2 separate regions of the Homo sapiens genome follow, and region 2 is linked to region 1. Evidence: chromatin contacts called from ENCODE Hi-C or POLR2A ChIA-PET data. All regions are on one chromosome and are shown on one strand. Each heading gives the region's core, a stretch centred on a gene start or an enhancer-like site at or near the end of the contact. The rest is flanking DNA. Distances are from core to core; before and after follow the strand shown.

The links. A loop is a pair of places that touch in the nucleus more often than their neighbours do. ChIA-PET counts read pairs that join two places held with the same protein, here RNA polymerase II (POLR2A). Pooled maps may share reads with other maps.
Region 2: a loop to region 1 is called in a pooled map, with 2.7 times the contacts of the local background. The contact joins the promoter of NBAT1 here to the enhancer-like site in region 1. A Hi-C loop is called at or near these places in 4 of 50 pooled maps. POLR2A ChIA-PET finds 5 or more read pairs at or near these places in 4 of 52 experiments (A549, AG04450, HepG2 and 1 more).

What each region holds. Positions count from the first base shown.
Region 1 is chr6:22,111,763-22,118,316 of GRCh38, forward strand. All of the region lies in intron 9 of CASC15 (cancer susceptibility 15), which reads left to right. Among named protein-coding and RNA genes, the nearest start is that of NBAT1, 32 kb to the right of the region's middle. Within about 2 kb of position 1,450, at least 4 of the 41 ENCODE cell types and tissues checked have a DNase peak (open chromatin) inside an H3K27ac peak, as active enhancers do.
Region 2 is chr6:22,141,501-22,148,678 of GRCh38, forward strand. It overlaps NBAT1 (neuroblastoma associated transcript 1), which reads right to left and starts at 5,693. Exons shown (of 3, transcript NR_034143.1): 1 at 5,540-5,693; 2 at 5,179-5,251. All of the region lies in intron 9 of CASC15 (cancer susceptibility 15), which reads left to right. RefSeq lists enhancers at 3,718-4,219, 6,845-7,178.

The DNA.
Region 1 (6,554 bases), core at 200-2,699:
GGAGCTATTGGTCATGAGTAGAGAAATAGATCTATAGGGTTTTCTTGAATGGCATTTCTCATTGCTAATGTGTTCTGTGACCAGCCAGGTTTATGGATAAACCCAGTTTTTGTGTTTCTCTGAGAGGTATGCATCAAAGCAGTTTTTTCCTCTTCACTTAGGAATTTTAATTTTCCTTCAGGGTTCAGTGGGCCATTTAGTACCTCCATTATCTCATAAGTTATTCTTACTATTTAAATGACTTTTTTTTTTAGGATGTTAGCATGTTGGCCCTTTTACTTTTATTTTCAAAGTCAGACCAAACAAACCATCAGAGTGCTGTAAATTTACACCTTACATTTGTTTGGAATTCTTTTTATATTAATATTTTTAGAGTCTTCATATGCAAGCAGAAATTTTCCATCCCCTCTCCACTGATCACCATTGAGGACAGGGCATGAGATGGGCAAACCCATGCTTTTGTGTGCCTGTAATGGCTAGCCTCTTTGTTACACACTTTATATTGGTCGTTATCTGATAGAATTCCAACAAATGAAAACATGCCCAAGTTAAAGAAATTAAATCTCCTTATCCATCACCTTAGAAAAATGACAACACAGCATGTATGTAATTTAAAATGACTTGTTGGAATATTTATTGCTAGATTGGGAGAACATTTCTACTGATAAGAAGCTCCTTTGATTTATCAAAGTTTTCCATATTATTTGTTAATTAACTCCATGTCCTTAATATCCACAGCTCATTTTTCCTATGATAATGACTCCATTGTGAAACATATAAATATAATGAAAAATATCCCTACCTGTATTAAAAATTGAGAAACCTCAATTACTTCACACCCATTGTATTTTGTAGTCAGCTCAGGACTGTAGTTACATAACTTCAGTTATTATTGCTGGAGCAACAAGATAAGAGAGTCATTGAAACATTGCAAAAGAGAATGCAGTGGACCAGGGTGGTAATGTTGTCCTTGTAATAAGCCTACTCCTGCCATTGCTGTTAGATGAAGGTTTTCTTTTTCCAAGTGTTATATAATTATATGCAATTATTTTTGTCGTTTGGTTTTCCTATTATCTTTTTCCTCCTCTTTTTGACACGAAAATGATAGTAACTGGAAAATATAAACCAATAAGATTTGAGCTATTTACTATGTTAAAAGAGAATTTGCCAGGTTTCAAATTATTTCCTCATTTGGATCTAGCGTGCAGCACTTACTGATAAGAATTCTCTAACACATGTCTATTTAAAAGTATTAAAAGTATTGTGTACACATTTCAGCAAATTTTGGCAAAAGGGTGTCCTCTGATGGGGAAGTGACTGTTCCTTTCTTTTGCCATTTCCCAGTCTTAAACCCTTGTTTTTACATCAAGCTCCTTTGTTAAGGATTCAACATAAAAGTCTTTGATATTATTGAGTCCATCTCTGACTCATTATTAGCCAACACTTTGTGTCTGGCTGGCAGCTTTTCCGTAAGTGGTAAGGTCAGCCTCATACAGTATTGCACAGCCTTTCCCATTCCTTTTGCGTCAGTGAGAATCAAATGATTCAACAGTGAAAAGCAAACTCTTGGACTGGAATAGCAAGATGACCCATCTCTAAACAAAGCAAACTGACTAGGATTCTCTCATGCTTAACATGCATCTTACTGGTTCTTTATGAAGAGCTTTCTCTTGGTAAGAGTACTCTTTAATATTTGTCTTTACTACAGGTAATCAGGATCTGTAATTCATGATTTCTCTCCTCAGTTAACAAGGCTATGGAATATTTCAAAGCAACTCAGGGTCAGCATGGTATAGTGGAGAAGGCGTTGAGTCAATAGATACGTCTACCATCTGGGTGCTCATTGAGAGAGAGGCCTGTTACCTTCTCTTAGTCTATAACTTCATCTGTAAAATGGAAATAATCTTATCTGCTTCACAAGGTTGATGCAAAAGTGAATATGTATAAAATTACTTGGTAAAATGTAAAACCCTATTCATATATAAGGGACTGCTATCCTTTTAAGAAGCAGAAGTGTTTGCTATCATCATTTGAGAGAAGTTGAGAATACTGGAACCTTTTAAAAATTGCAGCATAATGTCTTGGAGTGATTTGTTAAATATTGGCTTAAACTAGTAGGATTTTCCTTTTTTCTTTTTCTTTTTTTGAGACAAGTTCTCGATCTACACATAGGCTGGAATGCAGTGGTGTTGGTGTGATAAGGGTCAGTGCAGTCTCAACCTCCTGGGCTCAAGTGATCCTCCTGCCTCAGCCTTTTGAGTAGCTGGGACCACAGGTGTGTGCCACTGTACCTGGCTAATTTTTGTAGTTTTTGTAGAGCTGTAGTCTCACCACGTTGCTCAGGCTGGTCTCAAACTCCTCGGTTCAAGTGATCCTCCTGCCTTGGCTTCTCAAGGTGTTAGGATTACAAGCGTGAGCCACCGTGCCCAGCCAACTAATAGGATTTTCAGTAGTCAAATTGTAGCATTTTCCTTAGTCTTTGGCTCTGTAAGATTATCATGTTACATTGGAAAATCTTTCTTTGACCACAAAATTTAAAATGAAACTGGATTTGAGTTAGCTAGTACTCCTTCAGTAAATTGTATGTATTTCCTCTTAAGTAATTTGCTTCTTCCAATTGTTTCATCTTTATCATTCATTCTCTTTCCTCAGTCCTTTATTCGCTGCTGAGGGGAAGCAATGAAGAATTTCCTTTGACTCTGCCCAGTTTTTTATGGACACAAACAAACCATTTTTTTTTTTAAAGAGGCAGGTATTAATTCAAAGGAAATGTAATATATTTTTTAAACCTAGTGGCGGGGGTGCCAGTTAAGGAACTTGTAAGTAAAAGTTGAACTTTGGAGCCAAAACGATTGTTGGGACTCATCATCTTCATAATGAAAGTCTTTGCAATTATAATTTCATTTGGCAAAGATGAAGTTGTACCCTTGGGAGATGCCTTGCCAAATCTTTATCCATAATTCTGAATTGATTCCAGCCAGACTTTGTTATCGGAAAACTACTTCATATCCTTTCCTTATGGTGTGTGCCCTTAACCTCAAGAATTCAGTTTGTGAACACTGAAACTGTTCACAGAAAGTGTTTGGAGAAGAGCGCCCTTTAAAAATTAGTCATTAAGGTATAATGCCATATGGGCTCAAGGGGTGGCAGAGATGCTGAGTGGCTTCTTGTTCGTTAAGACTGAAATATTTATATGAGCAGTAATAATAACAGCATATTTCAGAGTCTGTGTGGTATGAAATTGAGCAGCGATGCAATTAGATAATATTGACAGCCCCTATTGTAATTATGTAAATAGTAGTAAGTTCAGCTCTCCTTTTATCTTTCATTTCCATGTGCACATGTAAGGAGAAGGCTAGAAAATATATAAATGTTGGGCAGGAGTGCTTGGCTATTTATTTATAGGACAGAGTAGCCTGAAGCTTGTGTTCCCCTGAGTTATTTTTTTTTTCTTCGAAATTAAGCAAGTCCAGTGGGTTCCCAGAGGGGACATGCAAATGCTTAGTGTTAAAGCATCCACTTGAGGATCCTGACAACGTCATAGGTCCATTCTGAGTACTTTTCTTTTGGAGTTGTGTGTTGGGATCCTACTTGACTAATACCAATACTTTTTTTTTTTTTTTAACCTTTCAAACAGATAATTTAAAGTTGTTCTCCATAGAGATGTTTTCTATGTCTAGCTGCCTATCAATCTTTCCATCTCAATGCAGAAGTATTTGATTAGTGTATTTAAAGTAATAAAGATGCCAACAGTAGTGTCACCTTGATTGATGCTAATTATAAGTCTTTAATGGTTCCTCTGCTTCGGCCACTGTCTCTGCAGATTGTGATTTTTATGGTTAAAATAGTGCCCTGCTGTCCAAAGGCTTAATCATAAATTCTGGTCTCCCTTTCTTTAATGATTTTGCATGCAGTGGTATAATCCCAGTAACATACATTATCTTCGTTAAAAGCAAGCAGTGACTTTCATAGGGGCGATTAATGCATTTATAAGGAGCTTGAGGAATCCTCGTTGGGATCATAGCAGAGGTTACGATGATTGTGCTTCCTGGGCATTAGAATTAGCAGCAATGTTGCATAGACTGTCTGAAAATAATTGAAGATTTTGATGCAGTCCCTATTTAGCACACTAATGTTGTAAATGAGACTATAACTGCAATGGTAAAAAGGCAGGATTTGTAACCTGAAGATGCTATCAGTATGTGGCTGTCAGACCAGTGAAATGAAAAGCAAGTTAAATTATATGAGGGCTTTCCTTCTTTAGAACAGTCTTAAACAGATTTGGGGTCACTCAGTTTGAAATATCTGTTGATGAAAATATCTCTTATCCTGAAGTTTTTCAGGCTGAATTTTCACAGTGTTAATATATGTTTAGTCTTTAATCTCCTTACTCAAGTCCACAGATACAGTTTTAAATAAGAAGAAATGTGCCTAGTAATACACACATTTATGGGACTTTCAAGGTATGGATAATTTGCTTATGTAAATATATGCCCATATACACTACACATACTAATACTTCTCTGAAATGACATATCTTATTGCAGACAAGCTTGACATAAATTAAATCGATGCTTTGCTATCTTGTAAGAGCAGTTTACTTTCACATCAATTACAATGCATAGCTTCTTGCATGTAGCGGGTATTTTAAAATAGTGCTTTAATGCTCTTATTGAAAAAACCTTGATAATTAAAAAAATTGTTTTTTAAAAGCACATTAATACTGGCATACATTAATATTATTATGTACCTATTTTCTCCTATTTAATTTTACTATATTCTATGCTTACAAACTAAGCTAGATGGAACTATAATAAAATGTTAGGTGTTTATATCATATTGCTTTCCACTAGTTATTCAGTTCTAATGATAATATCATACTATAATATCCTCTGTTAGTGCTAACCACTGACATCTAGACAAAATTGTTAACTTCTAGTAAGGAGAAGATACTTTTAAAATTTTTGAACCATTTACATTTTCAAAGAAGGGAATGCTAAATTGCTTTATAGGAAGGTAGTTATTTCCCAAGTGGTTCCGGCTTATAGGGAGAAACCACAGACCTCAGAAGCCAAGCTTGAAAGAGTATTCCTCTTGAAATAGCATCTATTCCACATTTCTGGGGGTAGCTGTAGTTAATAATTCTGGATGATAAGCAAAAGTCTACCCAATATTTATTTTTTTGGTGGAAATTTGAGGAGATATGCCCAGCTGCATAGTGGTTATTAGAAAATGCCTCAATTTACAAGCCTTATATTGAGAAACTTGTGACATCTACTTTGGGTATTTACAATAATGACTTACTTGCAAAGTCTTTTATTTTGCCATAGTATAGTTTAAGGTGATTGTTTGAAATGTTAATGTTCAGATGTTCTGAGGTGCTCTTTTAGGTAATGGTTATCATCGGTGAGCCATTGGACATCTTTTCACCAGAGTGATAATACGGAAAACATGTACACAGAATGTAACCTCTCCCACAGGGAACGTTTATCTTCTAGAGCGTCACTCAGACATTCTAAACATGGGCAGACCAGAAGGCGGTGTTAGAAAGCTTGCGATGGATGAGGAGGGCTGGGATTAAATGAACTAGGATTGACTGCGGAAGAAGACTGGTATGGGAGCCTATGGGATTATTACTGGGGATCTGTATGGTAATTAATCCCATATGAAGACAATACCTACCCTCCAATCTGTTTGTCTACTCATTCCACCATTGTCGTGCTCTACTGATTATCAATAGTGTCATTAGAAAAACCAGAGAAAGACTCTTCTGTGGGTGTCAACAGTCAGCAGAGGTCTGACTAAGCATTCGAATGACATCTTGTGTGATTCTACAATGAGAGTTGCAAACTGCTTGATCAGAGGAGGTGTGAGCTGCATTGTTTAGTCTGTCTTGCTGTGTGATAATTTTCTTTTGTAGTTTTGATAAATTAACATTGGCTTATGTATTCAGCAATATTCAACAGGAATCTTTTTTTTCTAAGCCCCCGGGCTTGTGTTTAAAAATGCAGGTTAGTTCTCAGAGGCTTTCAAAGCATTTCTGCATCATGCTACTAATTAAGATAAGGTTATCATTTTAAGTTATACCAGGAATGCAATTAGAGCTTCTAGTGAGAACTGTAGCAATCAATTTTCTACAAATTATGCAGACCTGGTAAGGTAGAATACAGTTTTAATAGGACAAGTGAACATACAGTGATTTATTAGATATAATGTGAATTCAAAAGACACCTGGACACAGCATCTGTAACACATCGTGTAGCCCAAGTCACTGGGACTCTAGTTCAACAGCCCTTCAGTGGGAGAGATTTAATAATATGCCTTCCATTCTCCATTGTTCAGTGACTGTTATTTTGGATTTTGAGAGGGATTTTTGTTTTTCAGTTTGAATGGTTTTAGACATGAGAAAGGATACAAAGCGCAGATGAGTGAGGCCCCTCGTTTATCTAGACTGACCCACTGCGGAGCTGTGGGTCAGTCCTACCTGTCATTCCTTTTACTTTTGTGGGACCCACAGAGTCCAGGTGACTAGCTGACAGTGTAATTAACTAATT
Region 2 (7,178 bases), core at 4,443-6,942, 34 kb after region 1:
AGAGCATGGAAAAACCGACTTCCTGACAGTGCTCTGCAAAGTCTAAGGTCAAACCACTCACAGGTGAACAAACACAGTTCTTCCACCTTAAACTTGCCATTTGGTCCCTGTAAAATGGACGAGGGTAATAACGCTGGACAGCAGAGAGAGGGGAAATCAGTCCTCTGCCAGCAGCCAGCAATTAGTCACTTTGTCAGTCTGCTTTGGGAAGGGCTCATCTTAATTCAGCATCCATTTTGAAGAGGTTAGAAACCATGACATGCAGTTTTAAGTCCTCTAGCAACTCTGCTAAATAAACCTATAGACCCTGCCTTTCTTGACACTATCAGCACATCATTAATATTTCCCAGGATTGCACAGATAAAGCATAGCATTCTTATTCACTTAAAGGATTGAAGAGTCACATTCACTGAATATTCACATCATGCAAGCCATTTCTGCTATGGTAAGATCTCTAAGGTGGGTTGGCTCCCTGTCAAGAGAGCATACCCTTCTTTTTTTTTTTTTTTTTTTTTGAGACAGTGTCTTGCTCTGTTGCCCAGGCTGGATGGCAGTGGCATGATCATGGCTCACTGCAACCTCTACCTCCTAGGCGTAAGTGGTTCTCCCACCTCAGCCTCCTGAGTAGCTAGTACTACAGGTGCACACCAAAACACCCAGCTAATTTTTGTACTTTCTTTGGTAGAGATGGGGTTTTGCCATGTTGCCCAGGCTGGTCTCGAACTCCTGGGCTCAAGCAATCCACCCACCTTGGCCTTCCACAGTGCTGGGATTACAGGAGTGAGCCACTGCACCTACCCTGCCTCCCCTGCTATTTTTTGCTCTCATCAAATGCAATAGCTTCCCTCTGTAAAAGGAAGGGAAGTGTCTTCCTGGGTAAGTGTATTGTAAGCTCTTTAAGGGCCCTAGACAATGCCTACCACACTGTCTTAGATTAGCAGGTCCACATAATGCATTTGTGTGAACATCATTGAATCAAACAATGACCTTGCTCACACATTTACCCCCTTTACTCAAAATCACTTATTTGTGAGATCCAAGTTTTCTTCTTACTATTTAAAGATTATTAGAGTTGATCTAAAGTGATATAAATGAAAATATTGCCAACATAAATTCACATTTTTCTTTTCTCTTGGAATAAATTCAGCTTTGGCTGTATTTTTTTTTTCTCTTGTTCTTTTTTTTTTTTTTTTTTTTGGTCTGTGGTGTAAGCAGGCTCTTGAAATGCCCTAGTTATCTAACACTGCTCTTGAACTCCACTTACAGATGATATACTAGCCTTTTACTAAAATATATCTGGGTATTAAAAGCTCAATTCTTTACTGCTGATGAGAAAGATTATTAACACTTTTTTTTCCCCAGCTATAATATGAGGCAGTAACACCCCTTTTTACTTCCAGAGCCAGAGGCAGTATGTCACATTAACCTTCATTAACTGCCCAAGAAATGAGGTACGTTCGTTAATTTAGTATTCTGGTTAGCTAAAATTGTGTGAGAAGGCTGATAAACGTCTGTGGTTTCTCCCTGTGCTATTAAAAAAAAAAATAAAAGAATGTTAAAGTATGTTAGCCCGCTTATCTTATCATCTTGGTAAGTTCAACATTCTGATTAGGGGGCAGATCTGGACAGGATGAGTCTACAGCTGGTGGGCAAGGATGGGGGTCGCTGGGGCAGGGTAGAGGAAACGCAGCCTGACTGAGATCAGCCTGAGGAAGAGCATCTGAGGCGTGTGGTGGGGGAAATCAGGTAGCATCTGAAAAGCAAGCCAAAGGTGGAAAGAGAAAACAAATTCTGTTTATATATAAGTAATGGCATGATGGAAGCCAACCCACCTAAGCCACTCAGATACCCTGTGAATTACTAAATTCACTGTAGAGATTTTTGTTATATGTGGCGTCATCACTTCTGATGTTCCCATTTCTACCTTCATCACCTTCATTTATTCATTACTTTAAAAAGGCATATCAAGCATTTTGCTAGCTACTGGGGAAAAAAAGATGAACGACACAACTCCTAAGCTCAGGAACCTGCGTTCTTTCTTCAGCTGAGCTTTAAAAAATGTAGAGTCAGCTTTACCATCACCTCTTCTCTGTTTTCCAAGAATACCGCAATAATGTCATTTCTTCATAACACCTCCAGAATCCATCTCAATTTTCCTTTCACCGCTACCAAGATTTGGGCACCATTCCCTTTTAGCCAGGCAATTGCAGAAGCCTCTTGATTAGTCTCCTTATACCCAATCCCTTCCTCCCCCATCAATCTTAGATTTGGCTACCGGACTTATTATCCTACAATTTGGTTGTTGGTCCCAATGTTTATGAAGAGGGTAATAGCTTTATATTGTGGCTCTCCTCAACCTAGTCCCGCTTCTACAGAACTAACACCCTACTTGATTCCTTCATCCACCTTCAGACATATGCATGTATTTTCACCTACCTGGTCTCCCTCCCACAATTTTTTTCATTTCCAAAGCAGGACAGCACGGTGGTTAAGACCACGCACTCGGGGGCCAGATATGCTTTACTACTTACTTGCTGTGTAGTTTGGGCAACTTATTTAACCTCCCTCTTGTGCTTCTGTCTGTGTATCACTGAAAATAACTTATTAAAAATATTTTCTCATAAAATTAAGTAGGTTAATGTACCTAAAATGCTTAGAATAGATGCTGGCACATAGTAAGTGCTAATTTTTAGCGACTGCCATTGCTATTGTTGTTAATACCTAAATCCTGCCCTACTCCCTGGCCCGATATTTTATAGCTCACTGCAAATCCCAGAGAACTCGGGGAACCTCCGCAGACATTTAGGTAGAAGTGTTTGTTCCCTTTTCAGCCCATCTGTGGTACCACTTATCTGACCCACACTTAGCAAGTGGATTGAGACTTACTAATTATTTTCATGGGAAATAAAACCTGAAGAAATGACTAGCAATAAAAGATAATAAATGGTTAGTAATGATTGATAGAAAAAAGTAGCACAGGCTCTATAGAGTATGTTCTCTGAGGGCAGGGACAATGCTTCGTGTGTCTTTGTTTCTTACACAATGCTTTATGCGTTGTTATTAACAAAATTGAGCCCCCATTTTTTTTTCTGATTCAATGGAGGATGTGATCAGAAGATCATTAATAGACCAATCTGTTTAAATAGACAATGAATAATCAGATAATAGATTGTCTTGACTGGTAGTGTATGAACGTGAAGAAATAAGGAGCCACCTTGGTTTTGGACAAAGGGTTGTCTAACCCATCTGGACAGTAGTTCTGGACATCATGAATGTGGTGGTTTGGTACGATTAGTTTGGTGGCAGGCTGCCAAATGGAATGAAACAAAAAGAGGGTGACCAGATTGGAGATCATTGGGTGGGAGGGTATGAGAACCTGAGCTTGGACTCTAGGAATGAATGGAGAAGAAATCTTAAATCCAAGGGCAGATGGTAAAGAAACAATATATAGGATTTGGGAGATCATAGAGGATGTTGAAAAGGCAAGGGTAAAAAGTGACTGCTGGATCTCTTCCTTGGTTAACTTTGGAGAATTCAAATTGGGAAAAGGTTGTCTTGAAGGACAAAAGATGTGTGCAGTTACTGGACCTTGAGCTCCAAGATGGCAGAGACCATGCATCTCTTGCTCATCATTGGAACCCCAGGGTCTGGGACCATCCTTGACACACTTATACAGTGAGAGGCTGAAAGGGCATCTCAAATGAATTAAAGGCCACTTACCTTGATATCTACACAGTCCAATAAGACATGTTGTAGACAATTACCTCCCACCTGTTTAATGATTCTCCGGTTCTAGTTAGCCGGCATAATCAATTTTGCTAAAAAGGTATACCTCTCACGTCTTGGGAAGGACGTCCCAAATAGGCAACTTACTTAATTCCAGGATGAGTGACAGAATCTACAGACCCTGAGGCCATCTCACTTGTACTTGCCTTAATGTAACTAGTAAAGCATACCTGGCAGTGCAGCACCTCCACAGGAAGGTGCTCCAGAAAGCAATTGTTTGCTCTCACCCTGCTGAGAAGTAGCAATATCCATGTGGCTTAAGGGCTGTAGCTGCAGCCATGAGCAGTGTTAGAAAAATATCACCACCATTTGCCAGCATGAGATGCCAAACTGCAAATAAGAGACATGTCGATTCAATGAAGCAGAAACATTTCACTTGTTTTTAAGATTACTTGCGAGAACTTTATTGCTATGTGTTTGTCTGCCTTTAAATAAGAAATTGCATTTTTAAAAAACCATCTCTTCTCTTCTCCCTACAAAGGGACGAGGCTTTCCTACTCGGGTGAATATTGCCTGTGCTGCTTACCGAAGAAAGGGAGCAGTCTTGGCAAGCATCTTATTAGTCTAAAAATAAATTATTCAGAATGCAGGTTCAGATACAGATTGCAGGGAGAGATAATAGAATAGGTTTTCCAAGCCTGATCATGCTATGAAGACGTGGTGTGTGCTTTTCAGGAATCCACTTAAGTGGAATCAGCTTTGACTAATACATACTAGAAATAATATTGCTGCCATCCAGCTAGTGTCTGTGGTACAGCATCCTCAGAATGTCTTCAAGTATCCACGGCCTCTTTAGTCTCTGTAAGTGCGCATATGTAAAAGTGTATATGTATTCCCAAGCAAGCTTCAGAGGCATGCTTCTCATTGTTCTTTTAAGGAAATGTCTTCCTGGCCGCCTGAGAGGGGCATGTCTCACTTGAGGTTTGTCTCCCTCCTGCTCCCCCTGCCTGGGTGAAATAGTTGACCACATCAGCAGCCGACTGCAGTTTGTCATGTGGTTTCTCATGTGATGCTGGGTCTGCAGCACTTGGGAGCAAGAGTCTTTGTGACTGGCACTCATGGACAGACAGTGGTGTTCAGGGACAGAACAGATTTTGGAGGGGGTGGGGAGGCCAATAAACCAAGAAACGTCAGAAATAAAAGTCGCATGAAGTACTCTGATCTCTGTATTTCCTTTTTTTTTTTTTTTTTTTTGAAATTTGATTTTAACTCTTGCTTTTTTTTATGGTTTGTGTCTGTTTTTTCCACCCCCGCTGGCGCCGAGCTGCGCTGTTTTGTGTTTCTTTTTTTTTTTTTTTTTCTATTTTTTTTTTTTAAATTCTGAAGCCAGACCGTCTTTCCTCACAGCTCCACGGCTGCATCTCCGTGGGCACGCAAGCTTCCCCTGGTTACCTGAGCTGCTCCTGCCGTCTCCCGCCTGGGCTTCGCCGTGGTGCACCCGATCCCGGAATCGTGCGTCTGCGCCCTGCGAAAGAAGGACCTGCTGGCGGAGCTCCGGCCGGGGTCTCCTGCCTCGCAGCTGGGCGAGGGGACTTGGAGGACAGGGTGAAGCTGCAGAAGACCTGGGGTGGGATGGCTAGAGAGGACGCCAAGGACTGGGGAAGGGGAAGTTAGGAATACCTTACATCCAATGCCCACCCGTGCTCCGCAGGGCAAGGGCAGCCGTCGCCTCGGCCGCGTGCACCCAGCTCAGGCTGTTCCCAGGGATTTAGTCTGGGGGGACAACCCATGGCGAGATGTGGTGGCATTTTACCTCAGAGTGGAGCTGAAGATGGATAAACAAGGTATCTGATGTATCTGCCTGAGAAGGCAGAGCTGGAGAAAGGCGGAGCGAGGGAGCGCGTGAAAAGAAAGAGATGCCGAATGCCGGGTGATTGTCTGCCGCTTGCTGTGCATTCTCATTCTAGGGAGGATGGCATAATTTATAACCCAGCACATGGATAGAGGAACTGTAAATTGTAGTCTGGATGTCCCCGGCGCTGTCGACGAAGGAACTGATGGGCTAGGTGACTGTACCAGTGTCCCCAGAGAAAATCGCAGCCTCGCAGCATGGATTTAAATGCATGTGCATGCATGTAGAGACATGAAAAAAGGTTTCTGACCATTTTACACAGGAAGTCTGTCACTTTGCTGGATCGGGCTTGATTGCAGCTTGTGTTTTCAGCTCCAGTTCAACACCCATTTCCTGACTAGTGAGACAGCATGGCCAAAGCAGCTGCATGCAGAATTTTCTTTTTACTGTGAAAGCAAGCCCCCTCTGTTTTAACTCCTTCCAGTTCTGAATGCTCTGTGCTTTGCTAGGACCGATTGTGGGGTTTTGTTTTCTTCTTCTACAAATCCCTGTAAACACAGCTGTATTCAGTAATGGCAAAAAAATTCTATCCTGTAAATAGAAATCTGATCAATTTAATCAAAATAAATGTATCCCAGATGACTTTGAGACCAGCTGGCTACCACAGGCTTCAGATGCTAAATGCTCAGTGGAGATGAATACAGTGTTATATTTACATGTTTCAGAGTGCCGGGATCAGCCTATAATTTGCAAAAAGAAATTATTTTCTAAAGACGAGAGGTGGTCCTACCAGCTCACAGCTGATGGTTAGGTACAGGTGTAAATGCTGTTCATGTGATTTGGAGATTTGCAGTGTTGCATTTCAAAAGGCATGTGCCATGAGGCAGAGTATGGCTGTTGTTAGTATGGAGAATGCTTGCTTCTAACTTGCTGTTATGGAGAGCCGAATGCCCTCTGAATAGCTTCTAGTGAGGTTGAGGGCAGGCACTTGAGGCTTGTTGTAGATTCAGATGTGAGAGCTGGGGTTCTCCAACCCCAGCTCAGTGGAGTCAGCTCAACCCTGGGGGTGAGGAGGTTTCCCAGTTGTCATGGGGAGCTCTTCTGGGACGCCTGTCTGGCCCTTCCACTGTTTGTTACTAATTCTACAAAGGCAGCTCTGTGTGTTGGATTATGTTTGGCCAGCTGTTGATGCATTCCTGCGGATGGGGCTGGGTGAGGATCTTATTACTGTACTTTCAAACTGTAGATCTGTGTGCAGGGATAGTACAGAAGGAAAGGAAAAGCAATAAGTTACAGAATCTGATCATTCTTACCTCTTTCTCCAGATAGTCCTAGAGTGAATCCAGAAAGGCTTTAAAGTGAAAAGAGGAAAGAGAGAGTAAGTGATTGGGGGTGGGTGGCATGAGGAGAAGAGAATGAAACAGAGCAAGCGCACAAGAGAAAAACAGCCTTAGAACTTCAAAGCTGCATAGACAAGCAGAATGTCACCAGCTTGTAATTAGCGGTTCATGGTTGCGTCAGTGACTGTATCTATCCAAGAATAACTATGTGATATGTGCCACAAAGTGAAGAAGATAGTCATAACTAAGTTATCAAACCC